Linked DNA regions of Homo sapiens: all the other regions are linked to region 3. The links are chromatin contacts, found by Hi-C in ENCODE. All regions are on one chromosome and are shown on one strand. Each heading gives the region's core, a stretch centred on a gene start or an enhancer-like site at or near the end of the contact. The rest is flanking DNA. Distances are from core to core; before and after follow the strand shown. Region 1 has its middle 9.3 kb from the start of MIR5703. Region 2 holds the start of ACSL3 (acyl-CoA synthetase long chain family member 3). Region 3 overlaps DOCK10 (dedicator of cytokinesis 10).

Evidence for each region. A loop is a pair of places that touch in the nucleus more often than their neighbours do. Pooled maps may share reads with other maps.
Region 1: a pooled map shows a loop between it and region 3 (5-fold over the local background). The contact joins two enhancer-like sites. A Hi-C loop is called at or near these places in 8 of 50 pooled maps.
Region 2: a pooled map shows a loop between it and region 3 (2.5-fold over the local background). The contact joins the promoter of ACSL3 here to the enhancer-like site in region 3. A Hi-C loop is called at or near these places in 3 of 50 pooled maps.

The regions. Positions count from the first base shown.
Region 1 is chr2:227,460,567-227,465,070 of GRCh38, forward strand. No RefSeq gene overlaps it. Among named protein-coding and RNA genes, the nearest start is that of MIR5703, 9.3 kb to the right of the region's middle. RefSeq lists enhancers at 2,105-2,164, 3,065-3,124. Within about 2 kb of position 1,690, at least 3 of the 41 ENCODE cell types and tissues checked have a DNase peak (open chromatin) inside an H3K27ac peak, as active enhancers do.
Region 2 is chr2:222,859,408-222,864,354 of GRCh38, forward strand. It overlaps ACSL3 (acyl-CoA synthetase long chain family member 3), which reads left to right and starts at 1,629. Exons shown (of 17, transcript NM_004457.5): 1 at 1,629-1,851. RefSeq lists an enhancer at 1,344-1,638 and silencers at 1,355-1,684, 1,755-2,124.
Region 3 is chr2:224,940,904-224,945,261 of GRCh38, forward strand. All of the region lies in intron 1 of DOCK10 (dedicator of cytokinesis 10), which reads right to left. LOC124906121 (a long non-coding RNA gene) reads left to right here. Exons shown (of 3, transcript XR_007088106.1): 3 at 312-381. Among named protein-coding and RNA genes, the nearest start is that of MIR4439, 67 kb to the right of the region's middle. RefSeq lists an enhancer at 3,079-3,208. Within about 2 kb of position 2,798, at least 3 of the 41 ENCODE cell types and tissues checked have a DNase peak (open chromatin) inside an H3K27ac peak, as active enhancers do.

The sequences.
Region 1 (4,504 bases), core at 440-2,939, 2.5 Mb after region 3:
CTATGTACTTGGATAGTAATAGCATTCCAAATATTACTTATCCAATCCATAGTATTGGATATGTAAAAGCATAGAAAAAAGGTCTGGAAAGGTAACGATGTGCTGCGACTGCTGGACGAGGCGATGTGAATGGGAGAGTGTGAGCTGTGGGCTGGGGAACTTTTGGCTTTACTGGCTGTGTTAGCTTCCCAGGGCTTCTGTAACAAACTGTCACAAGCTAGGTGGTTGAAAATAACAGGGATTTATGCTCACAATTCTTTATGCTACAGGTGAGGAATCAAGGAATCAGCAGGTCCAAAGGCTCTAGGGAAGAATCCTTCCTTGCCTCTTCCAGTTTCTGGTGGTCCTAGGTGTTCCTCGGCTCGTGGCAGCATGACTCCCACCTCTGCCTCCATCATCACATGGCCTTCCTCCCCGTATGTCTGTATGTGTCCTCTCTTCTTCTCATAGAGACACTAGTCATTGGATTTAGGGCCCACTCTAAATCAGAATGATTTCATCTTGAGTTCTCCAATGAATCACATCTTCAAAGGTCCTATTTCTAAATAAGGTCACATCCTGAGGTTCTGGTTGAATGTGAAGTTTTAGGAGATGCTTCAACTCACTATACCAGCATTGTTTTGTTTTGTTTTGCTTTCTTTTAAAAATGAGATTATATTCATGTATTACTTAGGATTTTTTTTTTTTTTTTTTTTTTTTTGAGACAGAGTTTCACTCTGTTGCCCAGGCTGGAGTGCAATGGTGCAGTCTCGGCTCACCGCAAACTCTGCCTCCCGGGTTCAAGCAATTCTCCTGCCTCAGCCTCCCGAGTAGCTGGGATTACAAGTGTGCGCCACCATGCCTGGCTAATTTTGTATTTTTAGTAGAGATGGGTTTCTCCATGTTGGTCAGGCTGGTCTCGAACCCCCAGTCTTGGGTGATCCACCCACCTCAGCCTCCCAAAGAGCTGGGATTACAGGCATGAGCCACTGTGCCTGGCCCTACTTAGGATATTAAACAACAAAATGAAACAAGAAAATATATATATAAAATATAATATACATTATACTATGGGAAGCTAATGTATACATGTATACACTTGCTTATTCTGTCTAGGTTGTAGAGGAGGTTGTTGATGGGAAAAGAGGGAAATACAATGATTGCTAACACTTGTAGAATGCTTACTATCTGCCAGACATTGTTTTAAGTGCTTTTCGTATATTAAATCACTTAATCCTCATTGGAACCTTATGAAGTAGGTGGTATGATCATTTCTATTTTATAGGTGAAGAAACTGAAGCACAGAAAAGTTAAGTTGCTTGCTCAAGCTCCCAGGGGAGATCCAGGCTTGGACAGTCTGATTCAGAAACTTTGCTGATACCACCATGCTGTACTGTCCTTCATGTATGGGCACACATAGGCGATACAGGTCTGAGTCAAGAAAATTTGACATCACTTCCTAAACACACACACTCTCCTTTTTCTCCCCAAATAAAGCATCTATAAATGAATGTTGTTTCTGTGGTTAGATGTGTTTGGAGAATTTTATCTGCAGAATCTTCCAAACTGAACATTGTCTGATATTTACTTAGAAGAAATAAAAACTTCCATGAACTGAGTGAAAAATAGTTGTTCATGTATATCACTGATTGCTGTTCAGATCACTTAGAGCACAATGGATTTCAACCAGTCAAAGTGCAGCAATGCTCTGAGCAAAGGGTAGCCGCACACAAGGTGGTTCACTTAACGGCAGCTTCTGGCAAATTGCAGCTAAACTGCAGTTCCAGTTGACTTGGTAACTTACAAACAGCACACGCTGAATGGAAAAGGAATTGGTATACCATATTTAAAACAATGAGAATAATGATAGCAGTGCTTCCATTAATGCCAGATGCTGTGCTGAGTACATTTTCTTACTCTGTTCTTACTGTAACCTTCTGAATCATTAATGCCCCAGAGGTGGGGTGGTGACTAATGATAAACTGATAAGGGTATCCTTATGGTAAAAATGGCCATGACCTTGTTCCTGTAAAGTTGCTCCAGGGACTTCCCCACTCATAAGCGGACTTGGAATTTTCGCCGTAAGTCCTTTGCTATAAGTTCTACGCACATTCAACAGGGACACCTCTGTGTAGCAAGTTACCTAAATGAATATTCAGGCTGTTTTCACTCTGGGAACTTGGTATGTGTAAATTTTCAGGTAATTTCCCTCATTTGAATAACTTCTTGAGTGAAAACAGGTCCTTCAAGTGCACATCCTGGAGCCCCGGGGCTGGCATAGCATCCTTATAAAGCAGAAACCTCAGGCTAACAGAGCCCAGTTATGTCCTGGGATGTTTGTATTCCTAGAGCCCAGCTCGAGACCAGGAAGTGCCTCCTAGGTTTTCCTGTTTCCATGTGGCCTTGGTTTGGATTCACAAGAAAAGGATTCAACAGAGTACAGTGCTGACTGTACCGGTTAAATTATGGCCTCTAAAGTCCAACCACTGGCCTTCCAATCCCAGCTCCATCACTTCCCAGCTATGTGACCTTGGCAAGCCCTCAACTCGGGAGCCTTAGTTTCTTCATCTGTAAAATGGATATAACAATAAAATCTATGTCCAAAGGCTGCTGTGAGTATTAACTGGGTGCTTAGTCAACCGGGAAACATTAGTCACTGGTATTGGGGGATCAACGGTGGAGCTCTATGCAATCGATTCTCTTCTCAGGGGATGGGGTATGATGGCAACATCAGTCAACTGGGCTCAAGGGAATTACTTTGCACTCAGTTCAGCACATGCTGTCTAATGAGCCATTGCCTATCTGCCAGCATTTGTTGAGAAATACAAAAAGAAAGAGAGGAGGTTTTTTTAGAGACCCACTTTTAAAATACCCCCATCTGACCCCTTCAAAATGGAGGGCTGATGGGTAGCGTCCATTTTCCTTTTCTGTAGGCCCAGCAAGCCCCACTAATGTTTCTTTTCTGATAACTAAAGCAGGTTTCTCTCCCCACAGGGGCCTCTTTCTTTCCCCTGAACCAGAAGGGAAGATCCCCTTTCTCTTTTCAGTAATGGGCAAGAACAAAGTTCCATTGACAACGTGAATGGAGCATTTCTTACCCTGGACTCTCTTCGCACTGCAGAGGCAGGGACCTTTTCTCTCCCGCTTGGCTTCTGAAGATTATGATTCAAGTCCTCTACAGGCGACTAGGGCAGCCCAGGAATCCTGATTCTGGCACGAACTGACCAAGGGAGGGAGGCTGCTTGGTTGCAGAGCCTCCATGCACAGAAGTCCACTTACCTGTGACTTCTGATATGTGCAACCCCGAGAATTTCCCCTGCTTCGCCTACTCTGGGCCTCCCCTAACCACCCAGTAGCATCCTCTCCTTTCACATGCTATTACCTTACCCTGCTTCATTTTCCTTTAGAGCACTTAGCATCACCTGGTCCATTATATTAATTTGTTTGTCTGTTCTCCCTCCCAACGGAACATAAACCCCAGGAAAGTAGATGTTGTCTTGTTCATTGCTGAATCCCCAGTGTCTGGCACAGTGCCTGGTAAAGAGTAGATACTCAGTAAATATTCACTGAATGAATGAAGAAAGGCAGGCTGAAAGCTACTTCTGGTTTCCCTCTAAAATAAAAAAAAAATGTCTTTCTGATAAATGGATAACTAAAGTCAGGTTGCAATGGTTTTGGGCTTTTAGAATGGCCTGAGTTTGGATCAGTCAATCAACTGATGCAATTTATGAGCGATCTTTTATAGCCCAGCAAAGTAGAGACACAGAAGGATATGACCTGGTCCCTGCTCTCTGAGTGCACAAAATTCAGCTCACAAATGACAGTGGAAAATGAACCGAGGTAAAAGAAAAAGTCTCCAACAACACGGACAGCTGGAGGGCAGGTCTGCAGTTTCTCTGTTTTTCCTGGCATCTCTAAGGAAAGAGAAGCCAGGTATCCACCTGTCAGTGCCACAGCCACTGGTGGTAAGGGATGTGTGCCATTCAGGTGTCTAGCTTCTACATCCCTGGTGCTCTCTGTAGAGTATGCCCAGAAACCACACTGGTATTTCCAGGAAGTATACACCAAGTGCTGTTCTCTGTAGGTTTTGCCCCTTCTTTCTTTTCTATCATGCTACTTCTTACAAATTAAAAAGCAAGTCAGGAAGCAATGTTAAAAATAATCAAACCACAGCTAAAGGAAGGTACCTTCAAAAGAAGAAACGGGGGAAAAAAATTGAGTCGACTATTATTCCACAGTGCTTTATACTTGAGGCCCTGTGATTATTCACTCTGTGAAACCCAGTGGAACCTGGGGGAGTTAATGGGGCCAATGTTACTTTTCTTTTGCATTACTTATGTGGGCTGTAAAAATGAGCTTTGGCTCCATGGCCAAAAGCGGAAAATGTCACACCATGGGGAGCGAAGAATGTGAATCAAAATGCAAAACCTACAGCTCCAGTTTTCCTACATTGTAAATGCTTATTGCTATCAGGTAACTCCTCTCCGTAATCCAAAGCAGCTCCGGGCACCGCAGGGGCAGGGGA
Region 2 (4,947 bases), core at 379-2,878, 2.1 Mb before region 3:
ACTTTTATATTTACTGGGAAACCAAACAATTCATGTGACTCACTTAATTTTGATATTCCCTTTAAGTGTCAGTGGTCTGGAACCAAACCCACAATGTCTCTGAAGTATCTCTATGTATTTCTACTTAGCTTGTTAAACAGCAAACAAGATGAGAATTTAGAATTTTAATTCCCAGGACCATTTTCTTTTAAATATAGGTCCATATCCATAATATATATTCCATAATATAAAGATAATGAAGAAAGATATTGTTGGAATTCTTCTAGTCTGTTTTAGGCTTATGGATAGATAAAAAGGTGCAATATTAGTTTTCTTCTCTCGGAAAAAAACCAGTATTTTCCAGAGGATTTCATGGTTCTAGAAGTACTACTTCTAAAGCCTGCTTCTCTCTGCAGAGCTGCGAATGTCTTTTCAGATAAGAAATTCTGCATTCCATTTATCTTCAGGATGTATCCTTTGATAAGATTTCAACAGATTAATGAGCAACTGAACTGCCATATTTTGAAGTGGGAGAACAGTTTGCCTGAGTCAGGTATCCATCCCTTTAGGTTCTCGATTGGCCCTTGGCCCACGGTGAGTGAGCTCTCTTTGCTTGGTGCATCATCGCTCCACCTAGTTCAAGTTCTGGCGGCTTCCTGATTTTGATTCTCTTGGGAAATGAGGCCTGCTTTAGCCTGAGGCTGGCTCAGGAAGGCAACCTTTCACCTACTTAAGGAAAAGTTCACAGGCAAACTAAACAATATGTTGGGTTAAAAAAAGAGACCAATCCTACTAGTACTGGGTGAGTGAAAATCTTCTCTCTTACAGTACATGTAGTTCTACTACCTGCACTGGATGCTTTCTTTCTTATCCTTGTTTAGTGTCTAAAACGAGAAACAATGGCAAACTCCTTAAAATACAGAACCACTGTGGATTCCTAAGAACGTTCAAAAACAATAATTTGGAGTAAACTTTATTTTTTGAAAAGAAATAGCAAATTTGCATGGTGAGTGCATTTAGAGGAAAACGGGTTATATGCTAGGTCAAGTGAGGCCAAAACAAGAGAAATGATAATGGATAAGCTTTGAGTTTTTGAGGCTCTTCTTGCCCCAGGCAGTTCCAAAAGCCATTTTATTTGGCAGGATTTGACAGCAATTTCTGCAAGAACGGGATAACTAATCCAGTTAAAAACGAAAAAGAATATGCATACTATTTCATAATTTATATTGAAATTTATACATTACAGCAATAATTGTGCGACTGTAATTTTTTTTTTTTTTTTTTTGGTGGAGGGGTGTTTTTTCCTGGAGGGACGGAGCTCCTGCAGACCCTATTGGGCTAGCCGCTCCTCCCACGTCGCTGCCGCAGATCCCCGCTCCCCTCCCCCACCCGCGGTCCGTCCCTCCTGGTCGACCCCGTTCCCGCCCCCGCCCCGCGCAGACTGCAGCCAGGTCCGGTCCGCGGCGGCTCCGCGGAATGACCCGTAGTAACCTCGCCCCGCCCCGGGCCGCCAGCGCCGCGCTCCCCGGCCCGAATTCGATAGGCCCAGCCCCGCACGCGCCACCGCTCGCGGGCCAATGGGTGGCAGCCTCTCTGCATAGGCAACGAGTGCCGGCCGGGGGTGAGCGTCCCAGGCGGTTCCGCTCAACAGACGCTGCTGTGGCTGCGCCGGGCTGCGACACTGCAGTTGTCTACGCGGCCGGGGCCGGGACGAGGAGGCGTTGGACGGGGTCGCATACGTTCGTCCCCTCGCATTGCGGCCCCGACAGCTGCGCCAGGATCCCCGGGCGGCGGCGCGGGGCGTGAACGCTCTGGGGCTCAGCCAGGCCTGCGCGGGCCCGAGGCCGGAGGAACCCGGACTCCGGCGTAGCGGTGAGTGCGGCGCCGGTTGTGGGAGCGGCGGGAGCCGGTTGGCGGCGCGGCCTCCGCGTGCGGTTCGGCTGGGCCCGAGGGGCTCCCCAGCCTCGGGGCCTGGGACCCTGTCGTCGGCGCCGCACCTGACCGCTGGGTGTGCGCGCGGGCGGCCCGCGGCACCAGGAGCAGCGGCGAGCAGGGTGGGAGGCGGCCCGCTGGGGTCCGGGAAGCGGCTGACGTGGGGCCTCGGCCCTGAGCCCACGCGAGCCGGGAGCTGCAGCGCGAACGGCGTGGGGCGGCGCTGACCAGGCAGGGAGGATGCACTGCGTGCCTCCCGGCGCTGTGGGGCGGGGTGGGGAGGCCACCCCCTTGAATTAAGAGGGCTCTGCCGCGGCCCCAGCAGTGCGGTGTCCGTGGAAGGAGACTCAGCCCTGCGATTTCGGAAAACCCTTGTTTGGCGGGGCGGGAGGGGCTGTTGCTGCGTGGGGTGAGAAGAAACTAGGTGCGTGAGGTGGGTCGACCTTGGTGATTGGTTCTGGGCACTATCGTGGTGGTGGGACTGGGATTAAGACTGTCGTTTGGGGTTTGAGAGTTGCAGCTTTGCTTTTCCCCAAGTGCGTTTTAATCATATACTGTTGATAGGTTGGGTAACTCGGGGACTGCTTACTACCAGCAGTCCTGTGGGGTAGGTGTTATCAGGCTCGTTTCACAGATGAGGAGCCCGAGGCACAGGTTTTCAAATGGTTTTCGCAGGAAGTCTGATACTAGAAAGTGTGCTCTAAGCTGCTGTATAAAAGATCCCTCGAAAATGAAAAGGCTGGAGGAATGTCTTTAAAATTATATGGAAGCTAGAAAGGCAGTAGGCTTTGTGAACGAAATTATAGCTGAAAAGAATGACAAATAGCTGACATTTATTGAGCTTTTATTACATGCCACGCACTGTTTGGAGAGCTTTATGTACAGTGTCTTCACACTGTTAACAGTCCTCTGGGGTGGGGGTTATTCCCATTTTACAGCGGGAGAAACTGCAGATTGGACGACTTAGCTTGCCTCAGATCTCAGCTAGTAAGAAGCTGGGATTCAGACAGGCCTGTGTAAATCCAGAGCTCTGAAATCTAAGCACTATATTTTGCTGCCTCTCCTTGGTGGCTGGCTGAATAGTTTCCACAGTGGATTTTAGTCTGGGTGGCCAGGAGAGTTGTAGTTTGATGATACCTTCTTTCATGTTTATCAACCTATTTTGTTTCCCCAAATTAGTTCTGAGAGTTAAGGGTGCTGATGAGTTGCTCCTGAAAGTGTATTAGAAGGGTATTATAGGGGACAGGTGGTGTGACATGGGAATCTTTTGCACAGACTTGATTTTGTTTTCTGGCATTTTTCTGGGCAGTTCCTCACACTTGGGGATGAGTAAGCCTTCTAATTGTCGCATGCGTTTTCTCTCTAGACTTTTCCTGGTTTCTCTTTTGTATAAAAATATTGGTTTTGTAGGATGACATTGGGTGTGGGGCAGAGTGGTCCATTGGACCTAAGGGTCAAGGTGACAAGTCACCTCGTATCTTTGGATCTCAGTTACTGAATTTGTAAGGCTTTAGACTCAGTGACTTAAAGCTTAAATATTCTGAGGGTCTAAAATGTTCTCCTTGAAGGAAGAAAGGAAGAATGGGAGAAATGAAGAACGCACAAATTATAAGGGGAAAATCATCCTCTGTCTGGTTTGGGGTGAGAATCAGATCTTAAAGCCTCGAGGTCTGTTTCATTTGCTTTTGTGTTTCCCTGCTGTTTGGTTCCAGTTAAGTGACTGTTTCATTCCTCATTTGATTAATTGACTCACCTAGAGCCATTTAATTTTTGTGATATGTCAGGCACCTTATTAGGTGCTGGGAATACAGCTGTGAATAGAGGGAAAAATAGACAAGAAGCAAATGGTCATACAAACGGATAGGTGGTTGCAAGTTTGATAGGTACGATGAAGGAAAAGTATTGTGTGAATGAGGATTATGAGCAAGATTGTGATGTAGATGGAAATCTAGTCTAGGGAGCTGTTTTTTGAATTGATGTGGTGAGATTTTGCTAGAGGACAGTCTTGAAATCTGAGCCTGCAATTATGTACATAATGCAAGAGTTTGGGAAGTTGTCAGCAACAATAATTCTTTTCATTGCACAGTGTATTTCATACTCAGAATGTCATCCCGGCTCTCATTGCAAGATACGAAAATGAGATAGGCAACTTTACAAGTTGTCATTCTGTCTGCCTTCAGGGTACTTAAAGCTTAAATAGTCCTCTAATACTTTCTCCCACTCAAAATGAACTGTAAGGGGGAGTAAGACTCTTTTATGTGAGATTTGGGCTTGAATATTGGATTTAGATTTTTTTTAGGAAAGCTAGGCCAAGGGTGATAGGCTTTTAAAACAACGAGCATCATAATGACTCAAAAGTATCCATTGTAGCATACGCTTCACAGGGTCATTTAACTTAAAAGTCTCATCATCTTAGGAGATCATTTTTTGATGGCTGGATTGGGAAATATAGATTGTTAAAAATATATAAATGTCTCAGTTGAACATGTATGAAGCCAATTCAAATAATACATTGCAATATATTTACTTAATGGCCATCTGCATGCAAAACACCGTCCTAGGGGTACCATGTGGCATAAATAAAAAAGATGAACTTGCCAAAGTTACTGCTTTCAAAGAGATTTCAGTTAATGTATACTAATACTCAAATTTAAGGTTTTTTTTTTTCAAAGTGCTAGCATATCTCATCTGATCCTTTTAAGAGCCATATATGATAAACAGAAATACTGAGAAAATGGAGATAAAAAATTGTCAGGATATGGTGATAAATAGTAAATGGAGTGGGAGAAAGAGGTGCTAAGTGATTACTAGGTTTCAGACCTATGCAACTAAAGAGGTATGTGTGCTATTCACTGAGCTGGGGCTTAACTGGTAGAGAACTAGGTTCTGGATATGGGAAGGGCATGACTTTAGTTTTGGAAGTGTTCAGCTGGAGCTGCCTTTGAGGCCTTTATTGAGGTACTGGTTTTGTGCTGAGAATTGGGGTGGCCATTTACCGTTTTGAAGACCTCCATGTAGAGGCAAGAGCTCAAACCA
Region 3 (4,358 bases), core at 1,548-4,047:
CACCTTTCTTCCTCCCCCCATTTTCATCTTACAAGTCACATTTACTGTATTTATTTATTATAGTAAAACTAATTCATATGTGTTTTCTTGTAGAAATAACAGTCACACCAAATAATTGATAATAATGGTAACAATATGCACTACCATTTTAAAATAAATTACCCTGTAAATGCCAATAATGGTTATTATTTTTCTACTACCACTATCATACATAATGGCAAAGACCATAATCAGTATTTAATATCTTCTCTCACTGAATACCAACATCAACCCTGGAAAAGAACATTACTGCTCTTTTTTTTTTTTTTTAGATGAGTAAGCTTGGATTTTGAAGACTTCAACAACTTGGCTGCAAGTTGATGGGAGAATTGACATTCTAACCCAGCTCAGTTTGAAGCCTATAGTCCACTCCACTCCACTCTACCAGCAAAGAACATAGCCTTGCAAAACAGAGAACAGAAAACAGAAATGCTTTTTCTTCACTCCCTGTTGGGAGGATTCTGGAATAGAGCTGTGATTTGGCATACTATTTCTGCTCCACTTTTGAGTTTCTGCAGCAAACGGCAAGAGAAGGCTGGGGCTGGTATAATAAGGTCACCAGGCACCTCAGGGGAACAAAGTGGTAGCGAAAGAGGACCAGGCCGGGCCTGGTGGCTCAGGCCGGGTGTGGTAGCTCACGTCTGTAATCCCAGAACGTTGGAAGGCCAAGGTGGGTGGATCACCTGAGGTCAGGAGTGCGAGACCAGCCTGGCCAACATGGTGAAACCCCGTCTCTACTAAAAATACAAAAATTAGCCAGGCGTGGTGGCATGCGCCTGCAATCCCAGCTACTCGAGAGACCGAGGCAGGAGAATCTCTTGAACCCGGGAGGCAGAGGTTGCAGTGAGCTGAGATCTCATCACTGTAATCCAGCCTGGGCAACAGACTGAGCCTCCATCTCAAAAAAAAAAAAAAAAAGTTTATAGGAGGGAAAGAAAATGAAAAGGTAGATTTAAGGAACCATATAATGAATGTTATTAGTGTGTATGTCAACATCCACAATGACAATTGCCACCAATTGAGGGAATCTTTACAATCAAAAAGTTTTGTACCACGGCCACCTTCCAGGAAATAAAGGGTTGCTGGGATCATGACCCTCCTTCCTGTCCCTGTTGCTACTCTTCTTCTCTAGCAAATGGTCCAGCCCATGCTCAGAAGCTTGGCTCACTTCTGGTTTAACTCTTCTCCCTCCCTTCGCAGTCAGCTGCTAGGGAAAGGAAGACCATTCTTAGTTAAATTACAGGTACCCCTCCCATTTCCATTTTGGAAGCAGCTTCTCTGCAGCTCCCTGACACATGAGCTAACTGTTCAGTGTTGCAGCTCACACCCAGGTCCTCTGATCTGTGTTCACCTGGATTCTTAGGCAGACCAAGTTTCAAATCTCACATCTCCATTTCTTGGATTGAATTCACATCCCCCGGTTACTCCTGCTTCTTTGCATTCTTCAACCTGTCCATTTCCAACATTCATTCCTGCTTTCCTTTGTGTTTCAACCCTGATTCAGCCTTGTTTCATTGTTCCTAGAACCAAAATCCTGGCTCCTGGAACCCCATCCATTGCTTCTTTCAGCTAACTGGCTCGTTTCACAACAGCCTAAATAAGCAACGCCCTATGAATGGTTGTACAAAACAAAGAGATAGCACCTAACGAAGCACAGATCACCAGTAAGGGAGGCTTCTCACATTAGCATGGAAGATTCAAGAAGAAAAAACTGACTTGAACAATAATAGTACAACACAATATAAAATAATGTATATTAGAGATATGTTAAAGCTATTCAGATTATATCCTCTACTTATAGTTTTCATTTTTATTTTCCTATTAAAGTGCTAATAGGTACTTTAAAGATAAGAGGATGAATTTTCATGGGTATCCAGTTTTCCAAATATTTTGAAATCCTGCAGATTAATGACCCATAAACCAGTAACAACTTAAAAACAACAAATCACATTTATTTAAATATGTTCATATATTTTTATGACTGTGCAGATGATTGATATAGTAATTCAACTTAAGTCTGTTTTTAATCTTTCTAAATTAGGACACATAATTTAGGAAGGAAATGATCTCTTTATTGACTTCCTTTGCACTAGAGATCATACTGAAGAATTTTAGTTAAAAAAAGAATAAAATAAAAATAGAAAGGCAGTTAAAAAGAAAACCATCAACTGCAGACCACCACACACATTTCAAAAATTAAGGGAAGAAGTTCTACTTGATGATCTAACATGACAATTTCACTTTTCCTTAAGCTTTTTTCATAACACAACTTCAGTCTCTCAATTGTATGTTGTTTGTGATAAGTGGCATTTCTCAGACAATACACTTGAAAATTAGATTAATAAGGGAAACTTTCAAAACAACTAAAAATTCTACATAAAATATACAGCTTCAAATAGCATTTGAAAAAAACCCAGAATATACAGACTAGTCCATCTGGGTCAAGAGGGTATAAAATCTGGGTTGCATAATTCTTAGGAAGTCACAGAGCTCTGGATAGGTATTTGAGATTACTGTAAAATTAAACCATTTCTAAATTTTCTTTCGATTCAGAAATGACTTGAGTTCAAGATCTACATAATCATCACAAAAACAGATATGATAAGTATCTGCAACGATCACTTTTTTCTTCTTTCACTACAATTTATGAGTATATCCAAAAATTTAAAAGAAGTTATTGCTTTCTTCTTTAACTTTAGGTCTCATCTTTATTTGTTGGGCATTTTGTCAACTGAATTGCTCCTTCCCTCATCACTATTCAAATGAATAGGCTCTGAAGCCAGTCTAGGGATGTTGGTTTAAGATTTTTTTTTCTTTTCTTTTTTTTTTTTTTTTTTTTGAGTCAGAGTCTTGCTCTGTTTCCCAGGCTGGGGTGCAGTGGCACGATCTCGGCTCACTGCAACCTCTGCTTCCTGGGTTCAAGTGATTCTTCTGCCTTAGCCTCCCGAGTAGCTGGGACTACAGGCACGTGCCACCACGGCCGGCTAATTTTTTGTATTTTTAGTCGAGATGGGGTTTCACCGTGTTAGTCAGGATGGTCTCCATCTCCTGACCTTGTGATCCACTTGCCTTGGCCTCCCAAAGTGCTGGGATTACAGGCATAAGCCATCATGCCCGGCCGGTTTAGATTTTAGAAAGCTTAGATGAATGTGCTGGGCACGGTACAATGAGGCTGTGAGTGGGTTTCAGCTAAACTCTGCTTAGACTGGGTAGAAAAAAAACCATGGTATTTCTGAAATAAACTGTATTGACACATAGAAAGATCTGGGACCCCAAGCACTCAGCTTAATGCAGTTCAGAAGTCTGTCTCCTAGGTGGTTCTGTTACCAAAAAAAGATTCCCAGGAGAAAAGCGTGACCTGTAGTCCAGTGACTTCGACTGCTGAAGGCACTAGAAAGACAATTTCAGTGTCCCTTTTCCCTTGTCCTTGGAAATGGAAATATTTTACTTAGTTTTAATAACACTACACAACACTTGTAACTTTGGCAACACTTGTAACTTGTAACTGTTCAAGTTACACAACACAACACTTGTAACTGTTCAGAATGCACAGTACCAAACTGAATTCTAATAAGCAATCTTAACGCAGGATAGGTATTATTATAAGCATTTTACAGAAGAGGAAACTGAGGTTCAGAGTGATTTAAGTAACTTGCCCAAGGTCATATAGATGGCAGGTGAGAGCGGCAGGGAGAACGACTTCCTCAGGATATCTGTTTCAAATCCTAGTGCTCTAATTACTCGTTGCACTTTCTTGGATTCCAAAATGAAAAGCACATCTCAGGATAATACTTAAGGATGGATCAAACAATCCTGTACTCAATACAAGAGACAACCTGTGAAAGTAGATATGCCTATCTTAGGCAGACCAAAAGCAGGCAACTGTAGCACGGACATCCCCAGTGCCTTCTGTCGTCGAAGAAAGCTAATCACTGTATGAATGATCTTAATTAAATTTGAATGCATTGCTAACTGAATGCTGTGGGAAAATACCGCGTCCTTACTGGCCGCTCTTCCCATAGTACTCAGTAGCAATACATTCAAATTCAATTAAGATAATTCATAGAGTGATTAGCTTCATTATATGGTGAGACTCTGGGGACTGTCCTCTTGCCAACACTGTATGAGTGGTCTCGGTAAGATAGACACGTTCTTCTGTGCATTTTCTCTTTTAGTGGACACAAGAAATAACTCTCAGGGTGACATAATCCATGCTACTTCTAAATTCCATTGAGATAAATACAGCAGGGAAATTATGTTTTGGGGACAAGACTCAAGTTAAAAATAATCTCAAACCAGGCAATATTTTGAAACAGTTA